Linked DNA regions of Homo sapiens: region 2 is linked to region 1. The links are chromatin contacts, found by Hi-C or POLR2A ChIA-PET in ENCODE. All regions are on one chromosome and are shown on one strand. The core of a region is the stretch at or near the end of the contact, and the rest is flanking DNA. Distances in the headings are between cores, read along the strand shown.

Evidence for each region. Hi-C counts contacts between places; a loop is a spot of excess contacts on that map. ChIA-PET counts read pairs that join two places held with the same protein, here RNA polymerase II (POLR2A). Pooled maps may share reads with other maps.
Region 2: a loop to region 1 is called in a map of naive thymus-derived CD4-positive, alpha-beta T cell, with 2.5 times the contacts of the local background. The contact joins the enhancer-like site here to the promoter of ZDBF2 in region 1. A Hi-C loop is called at or near these places in 1 of 168 maps with a recorded cell type or tissue (naive thymus-derived CD4-positive, alpha-beta T cell) and 6 of 50 pooled maps. POLR2A ChIA-PET finds 5 or more read pairs at or near these places in 1 of 52 experiments (T-cell).

The regions. Positions count from the first base shown.
Region 1 is chr2:206,269,577-206,276,871 of GRCh38, reverse strand. It overlaps ZDBF2 (zinc finger DBF-type containing 2), which reads right to left and starts at 2,209. Exons shown (of 5, transcript NM_020923.3): 1 at 1,926-2,209. RefSeq lists an enhancer at 1,352-1,851 and silencers at 1,515-1,974, 2,255-2,314.
Region 2 is chr2:206,529,334-206,536,628 of GRCh38, reverse strand. ADAM23 (ADAM metallopeptidase domain 23) reads right to left here. Exons shown (of 26, transcript NM_003812.4): 4 at 5,681-5,744. Among named protein-coding and RNA genes, the nearest start is that of ADAM23, 89 kb to the right of the region's middle. Within about 2 kb of position 4,453, at least 2 of the 41 ENCODE cell types and tissues checked have a DNase peak (open chromatin) inside an H3K27ac peak, as active enhancers do.

The DNA of each region.
Region 1 (7,295 bases), core at 960-3,459:
AGCATTATCCTAGACACCTCTATTCAGTCTTAATAAAATAATAATAGCTAATACTTAGTACTTAATCTGAGCCAGGCGCTCTGTCAACAGCTTCCTGTGCATTATCTCATCTAAATAACAAACAGCTTTATAAGGTAGCTGCCATGATTAATTCCCATTTAACAAATCAGGGAACTGAGGTTGAGAGAAAAGAGGTATCTTGTTGCAGGTCTCACACCAATAACCAGCGTAACTGAGATGTGATCACTGGTCAATTTGAGTAGTTTATGCTTTAACCTCTTAACGACTTAGACACTTCCTCTCTGTATTTTTAGGAATACTACTTGTTTTAATATTAGGTGAAAACAAATAATTAGGACTCTTATTTGCTGCAATCAACATCACCACTATTCCAAAGAAAAAATAAAACTAATGTCTAGTTTAATTGCATCTTGCTCATTTGAGTGCTGACAGTACCTTGGATTAGCGACTCTCAAGATTATTTAACATGACACACAGGAACCAATAAATTTTTAATTACAACCGAGCACACACGCACAGGCACATACGCACACTTAAAAGATTTTTCACAAAACAATACTCTCATTACATGTAATGCAGTCTGATATTTTCTATGCGATCTTACTTTTTTTAATGCTAGTCACGACCCACTAAATTTCACAATGCACACGCGCACAGTTAAAATATTTTTCACAAAACAATACTCTCATTACATATAATGCATTCTGATTTTTTTATGCGATCTTATTTTTTTTTAAATGCTAGTCATGACTAAATTAATTTCACCATTCACGAACCGGCTGAAAAAACTCAGTTTGAAAAAACACTGCCTCCAATTATTATGCAGAGTAAACCATATTTTATAGAAACCAGTTCTTACCCTGAATTCAGCTTATTTCTATCCAAATCACTGGCCACTGCAGTGATACTTTATCAACTCTCTAACGAGTTGCTTTCTTGCCTTCTAGGCTTTAGGTTCAAACGATAGAGAAAAGGTCTTCCACGTATTAAGTGAAAAAAGCAAATAAACACCCCTTATGTAACACACGTATATATGTTTGTGTATTAATTAAAAAGGAAGGAAAGATACCCCCCAAATTGTTAGCAGATTCTCTCGAGGATGAGATCGCTACAGGCTGCCTCCATCGTCCCTCCCCCTCCCCACACGTAGCATATTGCTGTAAAAAAGAAAAACAAAAACAAGCTATTTCCTTTAGGTGGGGGTGGGGTTTTGGTCCCTTGAGAACCAGTATCTTGTTATGCATTTTTTTCACGAGCTACCAAGAATCATCGCGTGAGATAATCGCAGGAGCTGGTAAGGCCCTTCTTAGGAGCAAGTAAAAACGATGGCGTAACACGACCACATTTACACAACTGTTGCACGGCGGTAGTAAAAGAATCATTAACACAAAAATCAAACGTTTTCAAATAAACTATAATCGCCCGAGGCTGGGAAAGGCCTAGGTCTGGGGCCAGCTGGACCCAACGCAGGGCACTGGGGGAAGGGGGTGTGTGGACAGGTGGCTCGGGATCTCGGCCCCACAGGTGCCCAGGGGCAAGACTCCGCGGGTTCCCGGCCCTCAATCCGACCCCGCAGACCGCCCCCTCCCCAAGCCCGGACCCGAGGCCTCGTCCGCCGGCCCCTCTGACCCAGGGCCCCGGACAGAAGCGCAATGCAGCCTGCGCCCCACCTCCTTCCCTCGCCCCGCCACCTCGATCCCGGCCCGGAGCCGCCGACACCTCTCACGCAGCAGGGGCAGAAAGGGACGCGGGGTGGGGGGAAGCCGAGGACCTGCGAGGCGGCCGCGGGAGCCCAGCGAGCGGTCCTGGCGTCCCTCGGGAAGAAGGCGCCCCGGGCGCCCGGCGAGCAGGCCCCGCCCGCGGGCGTCGCCCCGGCCGCGCCCCGCCCCCGCCGCGGCACTCACCTCCGCGGAGGCTGCCCGGATTCCTTCCGGGCCGCGGTGGAGACCGAGGACCGAGCCGGGCGCTCTCCCTTCTTATTCCGGTTCCGCGGCGGCGCCCGAATCCCAGACCGTCCGAGCGCCACGGCCCCGCTGCCCGCGGAGCCAGAAATAGGCGACTTCGGCCCCTGCGGTCCGGAGGCGAGAAGCGGCGCGGGAGCGCGTCTCTCAGGACGCGGGCCCCGAGTCGCGACTCCACTCACGCAGGCATCCAAGGCAACGTGGCGTTGCAACCCTGATGGAGGTTTGACGTCAGGGAAGGTGCGAAAACCAGACCCCTTCTGACGCAGGAGCGGCGGGACCGCCCCCTGCCCGCCCACCCACTCACTCACTCTCCCACCCGGGCGGAGGAGCCCCTTCCTCCCCTCCAGAAGCTCTTAAAGCGGACACTTCCTCCCTGGTCAGGGCCCCACTCCGGAGCTTGGGAAATCTATCGCGTTCCAACAAAAATGACTAGACTCATAAGCACAGTTGGGACGCGAAGTAGAGACCAAGGTTTTAGCGTTTGAGGGTCCAAATAAAAACTGCTTGCCAATTCAAAGCAACGTATGAATGTAGAAAAGAAAACGGGGCTAAGAGAGCTAGTCGTTTCCGTTTCCATGCCTATTTCATAGTGAGGTGCATCTCACAAAAGCTGCTGTTCAATGAGCGCTTGCTCTGTGCTAGGCACCGTTTAAGGTTTCTATACATTATTGCATTTCATTTCAGAGTAACTCTGAATGAATCCTATTATTGTCCCCCTTTGACAAATTGAGAAAACTGAGGCTTAAGGAAGTTAGGTATTCAAAGATCTATCCTGCACATTAAAGGGTTACAAATATTAACAAACAACATTAGGTCATGCAATTATATTCACTGCGCTACCCCATTACGAATATAGTTGTGAGCAAAAACAGTTTAAGTGTAACGGAGATCACAAACCTAAATGAATCACACTACTGAATATGAAATTATAATCTGCGATAAGAAGGTTCTGAAACACCTAAACCAATTTTACTAAAATGGAGAGAGGCCCTGTTGCAAAGCTTATGTCTAATGTAAAAATAATCTTAAAATGAGCTACTTTGCTCTTTGGCTGTAGCTGTAATTGTCGTTACCCTTTTTAGTAAGCTTGTGATTTTGTCCCTTTAAAGAACAACAACAAAAAAACTTGCCTATTGCTTTTGCGTCCATTGTTTTTATTCTTTCTGTATTTCTCAGCTCCTTCTTCCCCCACTACATCTTTCTCTCACTTTAAAGTTGGGCTCCTGCAACTGTTCGATTTATAACCTCCCTTAGATTTAACATACCAAAAAGTACGGATTTCTTTTAAGGCAAGTTTTTTCCACATCCCAACTTTGGAATTATAGAAAATCCACTATACATTGATCGAAGCACCATGACATTATGTATTTCACAGATGCTAAGCCATGTTTTTCCCCACATTTTAACATCTGTGAAATCAAGATGCATCTTATAAACTCTCGTTGACCGGGTGGCAGTACAGACCTGGTTGTCATTACCTCCACGTATTACAACGTGGATGTTGCTGTGCAGGTTGTCCTCATTTCAACTGAGATAAGTGCATTGTTTAATAAAACCCATAACCCTAGGAGGAAGGGAATTAACAGACAAAAGTCACTCAAACTTGGAGAGAGATTTTCCTAGGGAAAGAGGGAAGATTTGCCTGGAGAAGATTTTCCTAGGACCAAAAAGAGATTTCCCCAGCATTTAGAAAAGAAAGAGATGGGACTGGCTAAGAACTAGTAGTCTTCTGGGAGCCCTGAGTTACTTACCAAGTACATTCATTCTTGATGGATTTTGGGAACCCATATATGAACAGTTAAATACTAAGCCTACTTGCACCCCCCAAAAATGAAATAACTTCGATATTATTCTTGATAGCCTGATTAGTCAGTTACAACCCCTACAGCTTTTATTCAATAACACCATTGAAGGAGGAAAACAAGTCCTGAATGTTTTGCGTGAAAACACAAAATTGACATATTCAGGTGAGATCAAGAAGGTGCCAGCATCAAAACTTGCAGAATAAGATCAGCTGCTTGGAAGAAAATCCTGCATACAATAGTGCAGCATTCTTCCTTCCTTTCTCTCCCTCTCTGTTTTTTGTTTTTGTTTTTGTTTTTGTTTTGAGACAGGGTCTCCTTCTGTCACCCAGGCTGGAGTTCAGTGGCGCAAACACGGCTCACTGCAGCCTTGACCTCCCAAGCTCAAGCGATCTTCTTGCCTTAGTCTCCAAAGTGGCTGGGACCACAGGCGTGTGCCACCATGCCTGGCTAATTTTTTTACTTTTTGTAGAGATGGGGGTTCTCACTTTTTTGCCCAGGCTGGTCTCGAACTCCTGGCTTCAAGGGATCCTCCCACATTCACCTCCCAAAGTGCTGAGATTACAGATATGAGCTGTAACTGTGCCCAGCTGGAGCATTCTTAAAGTTAGATGCATCACCAACACTTTTGGTGGAAAGCTACAGCCATGGACAACTGATTCAAAAAGTGATTCATAAAAGTTGAGCTCTGGGCTTGGCGCGGTGGCTCACGCCTGTAATCCCAGCACTTTGGGAGCGCGAGGTGGGCGGATCACCTGAGGTCAGGAGTTTGAGACCAGCCTGGCCAACATGGCGAAACTCCATCTCTACTAAAAAAAAACACAAAAATTAGCCAGGCATGGTGGTACATGCCTGTAATCCCAGCTACTGGGGAGGCTGAGGCAGGAGAATCACTTGAACTTGGGAGGCGGAGGTTGCAGTGAGCTGAGACCGTGCCACTGCACTCCAGCCTGGGTAACAGAGTGAGACTTCGTCTCAAAATAAATAAATAAATTAATTAATTAAAAAAATAAATAAAATGAAAGTTGAGTTCCGAATATGAAGTTTCTGAAATACCTAAACCAATTTTACTTATATGTCTCTTTTTATGCATTCACAAGATCAATGCATAATAAATGTGTCAAAGTCTGAGAGTGCTCTTTTACTGAGTATGAAATAAAAATAGGCCAGGTATGGTGGCTCGCACCTGTAGTCCCAGCAATTTGGGAGGCTAAGGCGGGAGGATCGCTTGATCCCAGGAGTTCAAGACCAACTTGGGAAACAGCGAGACCTCATCTCTACAAAAACTACAAAAAAATCAGCCAGGCATGGTGGTGCATGCCTGTAGTCCCAGCTACTCAGGAGGCTGAAGCGGGGGAATCACCTGAGCCCGGGATGTAGAGGCTGCAGCGAGCCGTGATCGCACCACTGCATTCCAGCCTGGACAACAGTGTAAAACCCTGTCTCAAAGAGAAAAAAGAAAAGAAAAAAAGAAAAACACTAAATTACAAGAAATTGTGTTATAGTTTAGTTGGCAAAATTTTTCTTCCAACATGATACTATCATAAAACATCAAAGGGAGTGCCATTCTGCATCAGATCAGCAGTCCGCACAAACCAGATTTCCGTCTACTGGCAATGGGCACGTTTTGTGGGAGAGCTTAGTTATCTATAAGGTTAAGCTCCAAAAGTTGTAATTTCCCCCTCAATTCTTTATTAACCCATTACAGATCTAAACACATTACACATCTAAACATATTTAAAGGACCTTAGAGATCAGGATTGGGTTTGTATGTACTTCATTTCCTCCCCCAACATATTTGGTCCAGGGAGAAAAAAGTGCTGAGTATGTGTTATTTCACATGCTTCCTTCTTTTAAGGAACACCAAAACCTGCTCTTTTGTGTCTAGAAAGCACTCCAATAATGTCTACATTTTGTAAGCCATTTAAGCTAATATTAGGCTAATGTCTTAAGGAAAGGCTATTTGGAAAAAACAAGATCTCATAGCTGGGTCATAAAAGAATTGAGATTTCACCAATTTAGAGTGTGGACTATGTCTTTTCCCAAATTCTATTACTGTGTGCTTCATTCTACCTATTTACAGTCAGGTGAGGTCATTATAAAGCTTTTACCCCGAAGCCTGGCATGTTAGGTCTTTAAAAAGTAAAATGTTTTCTTTAAGCATAAAGGGATTCATGCACATGCCCCATCCAAATCATTATTTTAAAATAATTGTGGGCCGGGCACCGTGGCTCACACCTGTAATCCCAGCACGTTGGGAGGCTGAGGCGGGCGGATCATTTGAGCTCAGGAGTTCAAGACAAGCTTGACCAACATGGTGAAACCCCATCTCTTCTAAAAATAAAAATTTGGCTGGGCATGGCGGCTTGCACCTGTAGTCTCAGCTACTCAGGAGGCTGAGGCAGGAGAATCGTTTGAACCCGGGAGGTGGAGGTTGCAGGCAGCCGAGATCACACCACTGCACTCCAACCTGGAAGACAGAGTGAAGACTCCATCCCAAAAAATAAATAAATAATAAAATCAAATTAAATTACTGTGAATGGTCAGAAAATATCTTCATTTTGTCATGTTGATTCCTCCCTGTAAAACAGATAAAAGTTTCATTTGCAAGGTAGAGGGAAAGATGGTAGTGTTAAATGTCCTCATCTTCCTGGTTGTTGGAACAAAAATGTTGTTGAAGAAAATGCAGGCCGGGCGCAGTAGCTCACGCCTGTAATCCCAGAACTTTGAGAGGCCAAGGCGGGTGGATCACGAGGTCAAGAGATCGAGACCATCCTGGCTAACACGGTGAAACCCCCTCTCTACTAAAAATACAAAAATTAGCTGGGTGTGGTGGCGTGTGCCTGTAGTCCCAGCTACTCGGGAGGCTAAGGCAGAAGAATTGCTTGAACCTGGGAGGCAGAGGTTGCAGTGAGCCGAGATGGTGCTCCTGCACTCCAGCCTGAAGACAGAGTGAGAATCCGTCTCAAGAAAAAAAAAAAAAGGCAGGCTGGGTGCAGACGCTCATGACTACAGTCCCAGTTACTCAGGAGGCTGAGGTGGGAGGATTGCTTGAGCCCAGGAGGTCAAGGCTACAGTGATCTGAGATTGCATCACTGCACTCCAACCTGGGCAACAGAGTGAGACTGTCAAAAAAAAAAAAAAGAAAGAAAGAAAGAAAGAAAAAAGAGAGAGAGAAAGGAAAGGAGGAAGGGAAGGGGAGGGGAGGGGAGGGGAGGGCGCGGTAGCTCATGCCTGTAATCCTAGCACTTTGGGAGGCTGAGGCAGGCGGATCATTTGAGGTCAGGAGTTTGGGACCAGCCTGACCAACATGGTGAAACCCCGTCTCTACTAAAAAATACAAAAAAATTAGCCGGGCTTGGTGGCACGCACCTGTAATCCCAGCTACTCGGGAGGCTGAGGCAGGAGAATCGCTTGAACCCAGGAGGTGGAGGCGGAGGCTGCAGTGAGCCAAGATCTTGCCACTGCACTCCAGCCTGAGCGACAGAGCAAGACTCCGTCAAAAAAA
Region 2 (7,295 bases), core at 3,204-5,703, 260 kb before region 1:
TTTCTACCTCACAGTTACGTTTTAAGCGTGTGGCGTGACCACCTAAAATCTACTCTCTTAGCAAATTCCCATCATACAATATGACTGACCATAGCCCTTATGCTATCCATTCCATCTTTAGACTTAGAGCCTATATAACTGCAACTTTGTACCATCTGACCTACATCTCTCCAACCCACCACCCCACTCCCACCCCTCCACCTCCTGCCCCTGGTAACCACTGTTCTATAAGGTTGGTGCAAAAGTATTTGTGGTTTTTGACATTACTTTCAATGGCGAACACCGCAATTGCTTTTGCACCAACATAAATACATATTCGACTTTTTTAGATTCTACACATAAGTGAGGTCACAGAATATTTTTCTTTCTGTGTCTGGCTTATTTCAACACACACACACACACAAACACACACGCAATGGAATAGCATTCGGCCTTAAAGAAGGAGATCCTGGCATTTGCCAAATATGGGTAGACCTAAAGGACATTATGCTATACAGTAAAACCATATTTGTTTAATGAATGAACAGGAATGGCTTATTCATGAGCATATGTGACAAGACCAATCCTAAAGGATTCTTGTTTGATGAAGAGGGTGGGTAAATAAACTCTTATTCCCCACCTGGGTTTTTTATTGTTGTTGTTATTTAGATATAATTCAGAAATCATAAAGTTTACCTTTTTAAGTATAAAATTCAGTGTTTTTCTTCGCATATTCACAGAGTTGTATAACTATCCCCACTATGTAGTTCCAGAATAGTCTCATCACCTCAGAAAAAAGTCCTGTAACCATTAGCAATCAGTTTCCATTTCTCCTCCCCTCCACTCCACCAGGCCCTGGCAATCATGAACCTACTTTCAGTTCCTATGAATTTGCCTATTCTGGACATGTCAAATAAACAGAATCGTATCATATGTGCCCCTTCGTGTATGGCTTATTTTACTTAGCATAATGTTTACAAGATTTATCTTTTGGTGTAGTATGTATCAGTGCTTCATTTCTTTTATGACTGAATAGTAATTCCACTATGTGGATATGCCATATTTCCCTTATTCCTTCAACAATTGAAGGACATTTAGGGTGTTTCCACCTTTTGGCTACTATGAATAATGTTATGAACATTTATGTACAAGTTTCTTTGTGGACATATGTATTTAATTCACTTGAGTATATGCCTAGGAGTAGAACTGCTGGGTGATATGGTAACTCTTTGTTGAACTTTTTGAGGAACTGCCAAACTGTTCTGCCAAGCAGCCACACAACATTTTACATTCCCACAAGCTGTGTATGAGGGTTCCAATCTCTCCACAATCTCGACAGCACTTGTTATTGTCCATCATTTTCATTATAGCCATCCTCATAGGTATGAATTGGTGCCCACCCAAGTTTAAAACTAAATGAGAGAGTGACATAGAATTGAAACATCAAAATGTCACCTTCATTTATTATAGAGCTATACTGGAGGAGAGGATTAGTTGAGAATCTAATAGGCCTGCTAATGCTGCACCCAGGAGTAGCTAGCCTTACCCACCCAGGCAGAGACAATGTGGGACAACCTAACCCCAGCCACATACACACATGTGGGTGGCCACAGTACAATTCAGAGAAGAGAAAGGTGGAGAGAATGTACTCTTCTTGTAGGAAGGTAGATCCTACAAAAAAAAAAGAAAAAAAAAGGGAGGGAGGAACTGGCTGCACAGACATACTTTCCCAGCAGTCAAGCCGCTCTTCCTTCCCTGAGCAAGAATGAGCAACGGAATAGGAAGAAGCCAGGGTGAGGAAATAGACCTAGGAAAAGAAGCCTTCCCCACCTAATAATGATAGTAATAAGGTAGAGGGAAGTTGGGATGGAGGCACTTCATCTATTTATTCATCATGACTGCTGACGTAAGCAGAAGAGAAATCAAAGTATTAGTAAGCACTTACAAATATGTATTAGCAGCTCACCAAAAAAGACTTAATAGAAATATGTTAATTTTGAAAAGTACTTTCATAGTGTTTTGTTGATGCTTATTATTTTATAAGAACTGAAATGCTAAAAATTAACTTATTTAAATAGGCTCATCAGCAAAGTTGGTCAACAAATATATAGTACTTGAAACATGCTAAGAGGGTGGATCTTAAATGTTCTCACTACAAAAAAAAAAAAGATAACTATGTGAGGTGATGGGTGTGTTCATTAGCTTGAGTGTGGTGACCATTTCACAATGTACCAACATATCAACCTGATGTTTTGAATAATACATACAATTCCTATATATACAATTTAAGTTACATACCTTAAATATATGTAATTTCTATTTTTCAATTATATCTCATTAAAACTAGGGACGAAAAAGGAAACTAGTCACAAAGGCCCACCTATTATATTATTTCATTTATGTCCAGAATAGGCAAATCTATTGAGATAGAAAGTATTAATAGATTAGTGGTTACCTATGGTTGGTAAAAGAGAGACTGGGGAGCAACTGTTAACAGGTGGTGTGGTTTCTTTATGCAGTGATGAAAATATTCTAAAATTAGATTATGTTGATGGATGCACAATTCTGTAGATATACTAAAAACAATTATATGCTTTATGATACATAAGTTATATCCCAATAAATTTGTTTAAATAAGAAAAGTAAATAAATTACTTTTTAAAGTTGTAAAAAAATCAACAAAATAGTTTTATTATATATTATGTGCAAAGCACTGGTAGGAACTTAAACAAAAGCTATTGCTCCATCAAGTGCAGAACAAAAGTTCTTCCTTATTCTTGGACTGATACCTAGCATTCATATTACACGCTTCTTTTGGACCTCTCGAGCTCCTATATTTGCTTCACATGGAAAGAAGCACTTTTAACCCATGTCCATGCAATAAAAGTAAAAGCCAAGACATTAATCTTTTCTTAGTGAGAAGTAAGAATGAGAGAGGGGCTTGTTAGTGGTGAAATGGGAAAACCTAGACAACCCTCTTTGCAAAGTATGGTTGCAACTAATTCCTGGGATGCTGTCAATATCCACATTCACATTTAACTTCATAGCCAAATAGACTGTTCTTTAGTTACGTGGAAAATATTGTGTGTCTACATGTGTGTGTACAATGTGTGCATGTACTTTTCTCTAAACAATTTGAGATCTTTGAGCCGGGCACGGTGGCTCACGCCTATAATCCCAGCACTTTGGGAGGCTGAGGCGGGTGGATCACGAGGTCAGCAGTTCGAGACCAGCCTGACCAACATGGTGAAACCCCGTCTCTACTAAAAATACAAAAAAAATTATTTGGGCATGGTGGCAGGTGCCTGTAATCCCAGCGACTTGGGAGACTGAGGCAGGAGAATCGCTTGAAACCAGAAGGTGGAGGTTGCAGTGAGCCGAGATTGCACCACTGCACTCTAGCCTGGGCAGTAAAAGCAAAACTCCATCTCAAAAAAATAAAAATAAAAAAAACAATTTGAGATCTTTAGGGGAAAAAAGGCTGCATTATGTGAAAATAAGTTTAACCTAGCCATTCTTACATATTAATTTCCTTTTCTGGTACTCTGTACAAAGATTTTCTGAAGCAGCATAAAAGACAATCTTCATGAAGTTTATTTACAAATGCTTTAAAAATATATATATATATGTAATGGTGGTGGGAATATGAATTTATACAAACTTTCAGAAATAAAAATTGTTAATATATATGAAGAGTGTTAAAAAATTGTACCAACTCTTTGACCCAGAAAATTCCTTTCTCAGAATTAATTCTGAAGCAATTATAAGGGATGTATTCAAAACGTATCTGGAAGGCCTTCCCTTGAAGTTATTCGGATAGTGAAAGATTGGAAAGAGTCAAAATGTCTATCACCATGGCATTTTTAAACATATTATAACAAATGAATTAGAAATAATATTATGAAATTTTTAAAAATTAAAGGTTTAGAAGATTACTTAATATATGCTAAAATATTTAAAATTTTGCTACATTTAAAAAATCTTGATATAAAATAGTGTGCACCATATCATCTTGGGTTTTTCTGATGTACATAAATACAGACACATAAAAAACAGACTGTTAGTTCATTATCTATGAAGCACGTAAGTTTGGGTATATGAGCTGTTTGAAGAAAATGGGTCATGAAAGAGAGAAAAGCAGTGAACACAAAAACAAACTGCAGTGAACACAATTTCTTTTGCTAGAGTTGAAATACCTTTTAAGTTTTAGTTACAACTGATATCAGATTTGGAGTGTCTTATTAATGATAAGGTCTCCTTTTGGGACCTCAAATGACCTCTGGAGGCCAATTAGCTATTCTGTTTCTTTAAAAAAAAAAAAAAAGTAACTAAGTGCCTTAGTGAGAAGTCTGGATCAGGTTTCTGTGTCCTGCAAATGTGGCTCGTTTGCTGAGTCTATAAAGTTCCCTGCAATCTTGTCTACTCCAGGCTCATGATTCAGCATCTGCAGTGCTCAGGGCCCTGGCACAGCTGACAGAAGCTTCAGTTTGTACAAATGCCAGGAAGCTTGTTCCCGCGCTTGATTTAGCTTTTCTGCTCACTTTCCACAGCACTAACTTTTAGGGAGACTCAACAACCCCCAAATGCAACCTAAGGCAAGAACTGACAACTAATAAGAATGATACATGAAAGTTCTTAATCTGTGGCACAAAACTCAAAGGCTGGAAAACACGTCCAATTACAAATTGAAATGTTATAAATCCTGAGACATGCCAGGGCCTCCTGAGCAGTATTTATAATGAAGGACACCTATAAACATTTGCTGAGAAGCCATCAGATTGAAAATCCCAGTTACCTATATGGCACAAGTCCACATACGGGAAAGGTGCTACTTTTATGCTGACATGTGTTAGCAATCTAGGAAAAAGACAAACAAAAATCCAGTGAGGTTTCCCCACTTTGTTTCCTTTCTGGTGTCCCCAGTAACTGGGACACTGCTCAGGTTCAGTGGCACTTGTTGATTCCCTAGAAGTCAGAGTTTCTTTCTGTAGCCATTCTGGGGATCTTCACCCTGACTGACGGAGGTCACTGTTTCTTACATACAAATCATCTCTCTCTCTCTCTTGCTTTAATCCAAATCCACTTGCTCTTTATTAATCCTCCCTGAAGACAAGAAAGTTCATCTCCAAATGAAGGAATCAGATACCCAAGTACCCTCATATTCAATGTCCCGTGGCCTTAAGCAGGCTTATTTGCCCTCTCTCTGCCTTAATTTCTTCCATAGTACAGCAGGAATAATAACATCCACCTCATAGAATTGTTATGAAGGTTAGAGAAAAAGTACTACCTAAATCTCACTTCCCCCACCTGTCCTCTGCCCTTCTTGGGCAGCAAAATCATTTGCACTAAAGAACCGTTCTAACAGCCCATCCAGTCTTCTAATCCAGATTCGATGGCCATGAGCCTCATCCTTCTTTACTAACTACTTTCAGGTGCTGATATGGAACTGTATAGCTCTTTATACTATCACAAAAGGTACTGCATGTATAATCAAAACAATAAACATTTTTTGTCCTGAATACCTAACGTTACCTCAAACATTTGTATATTTTAATAAATTTCTCCTCACTAAAAATAGTATCATTGTAAAAGAGCACAGGTGATTTTACTGAGACAGACGTCAAAACAACGCAGTGTGCACTGATCAACTCTATGATAAGCACACTTATACTAGAGTACTTGCCGACGCCGGTAACCGTACCTTAGAGTACTGTGGTTTCCCATTTTCGTAGTGAATCTCCACATAATCAGAAGACAACAAACCACTACAAAGGAAAGAAAATAGAGTGATTTCTGCATCTAAGACACTTGGAGGTTTAAAAACAATCGGCTCAATAAATGAACGTGAGGGGCATGCAAACCAGAAATAGCTGCAGTCCATGGTTAGTACAGAAACAAAAACAGGTTATCATCGAGTTTCACACAGTATCCAGGAATAAATTACTCCCCAATCTGCAGAAAAAAAAAAAAAAAAAAAAAAGACAAGACACAGACAATCCAACGGTGAACTCTTTTTTTTTTTTTTTTTCTTTTTGAGACTGAGTCTCGCCCTGTCGCCCAGGCTGGAGTGCAGTAGTGCGATCTCGGCTCACTGCAAGCTCCGCCTCCCGGACGGTGAACTCTTTTTATTCACATTATTCAGGATCTGATTGATATGTTAATTAATACAGAACAAACCAAAAGGCAAGTAACTTGAGGAGACAGATCCTATAAAAATTCCACAATTATGCCCTAAACAGTTGGAATGTCATAAAATGTAATCACCAAGGAAGAGTATAAAGCAAAGGTCAGCAAGGGTTTTCTATAAAGGCCAGGGAGTAGATATTTTAGGTTTTGTGGGCCATGCGGGCTCCACTACAACTACTCAGCTCAGCCATTATATTGCAAAAGCAGCCACGGGCAGTATGTAAACAAATGAGCATGGCTGTATTCCAATAAAACTGTATGGACACTGAAATTGGAATTTCACATAATTTTTATGTGTTATGGAATATTATCCTTCTTTTGATTTTTTTCAACCATTAAAAAATACATAAAACAAAGCCGGGCATGGTGACTCATGCCTGTAATCCCAGCACTCTGGGAGGCTGAGGCGGGTGGATCACGAGGTCAAGAGATCAAGACCATCCTGGCTAATATGGTGAAACCCCATCTCTACAAAAATACAAAAATTAGCCGCGCGTGGTGGCACGCACCTGTAATCGCAGCTACACAGGAGGCTGAGGCAGAAGAATCGCTTGAACTCAGGAGGCGGAGGTTGCAGTGAGCCGAGATCATGCCACTGCACTCCATCCTGAGAGACAGAGTGAGACTCCATCTCAAAAAAAAAATGTATATATACACACACACACACATATAAACATTCTTAACTTGCAGACTGTACAAGTTAAGAATGGCCAGAGATTGCTTGTGTGCAATAGTTTGCCAATTCCTGGGATAAAAGGAAGGGTAAGGGGTCAGGCACAGTGGCTCACACTTGTAATCTCAGCTTTGGAAGGCCAAGGCAAAGAATTGTTTGAGGCCAGGAGTTTGAGAACCAGCCTGGCAACATAGCAAGACCCCCATTTCCAAAATATTTAAAACATTAGCCAGGTGTGGTGGCATGCACCTGTGGTCCCAACTACTAGGGAGCCTGAGGTGGAAGGATTGCTTGAGCCCAGAAGATCGAGGCTGCAGTGAGCTACGATTGCACCACTGCACTCTAGCCTGGGTGACAGAGTGAGACCCTGTCTCAAAAGAAAGAAAAAGAAATTTAAAATAAATAAATAAATAACAAAGGTTAAGAAAGTCATTGAAGTCAAATAGTGTTTAAAACC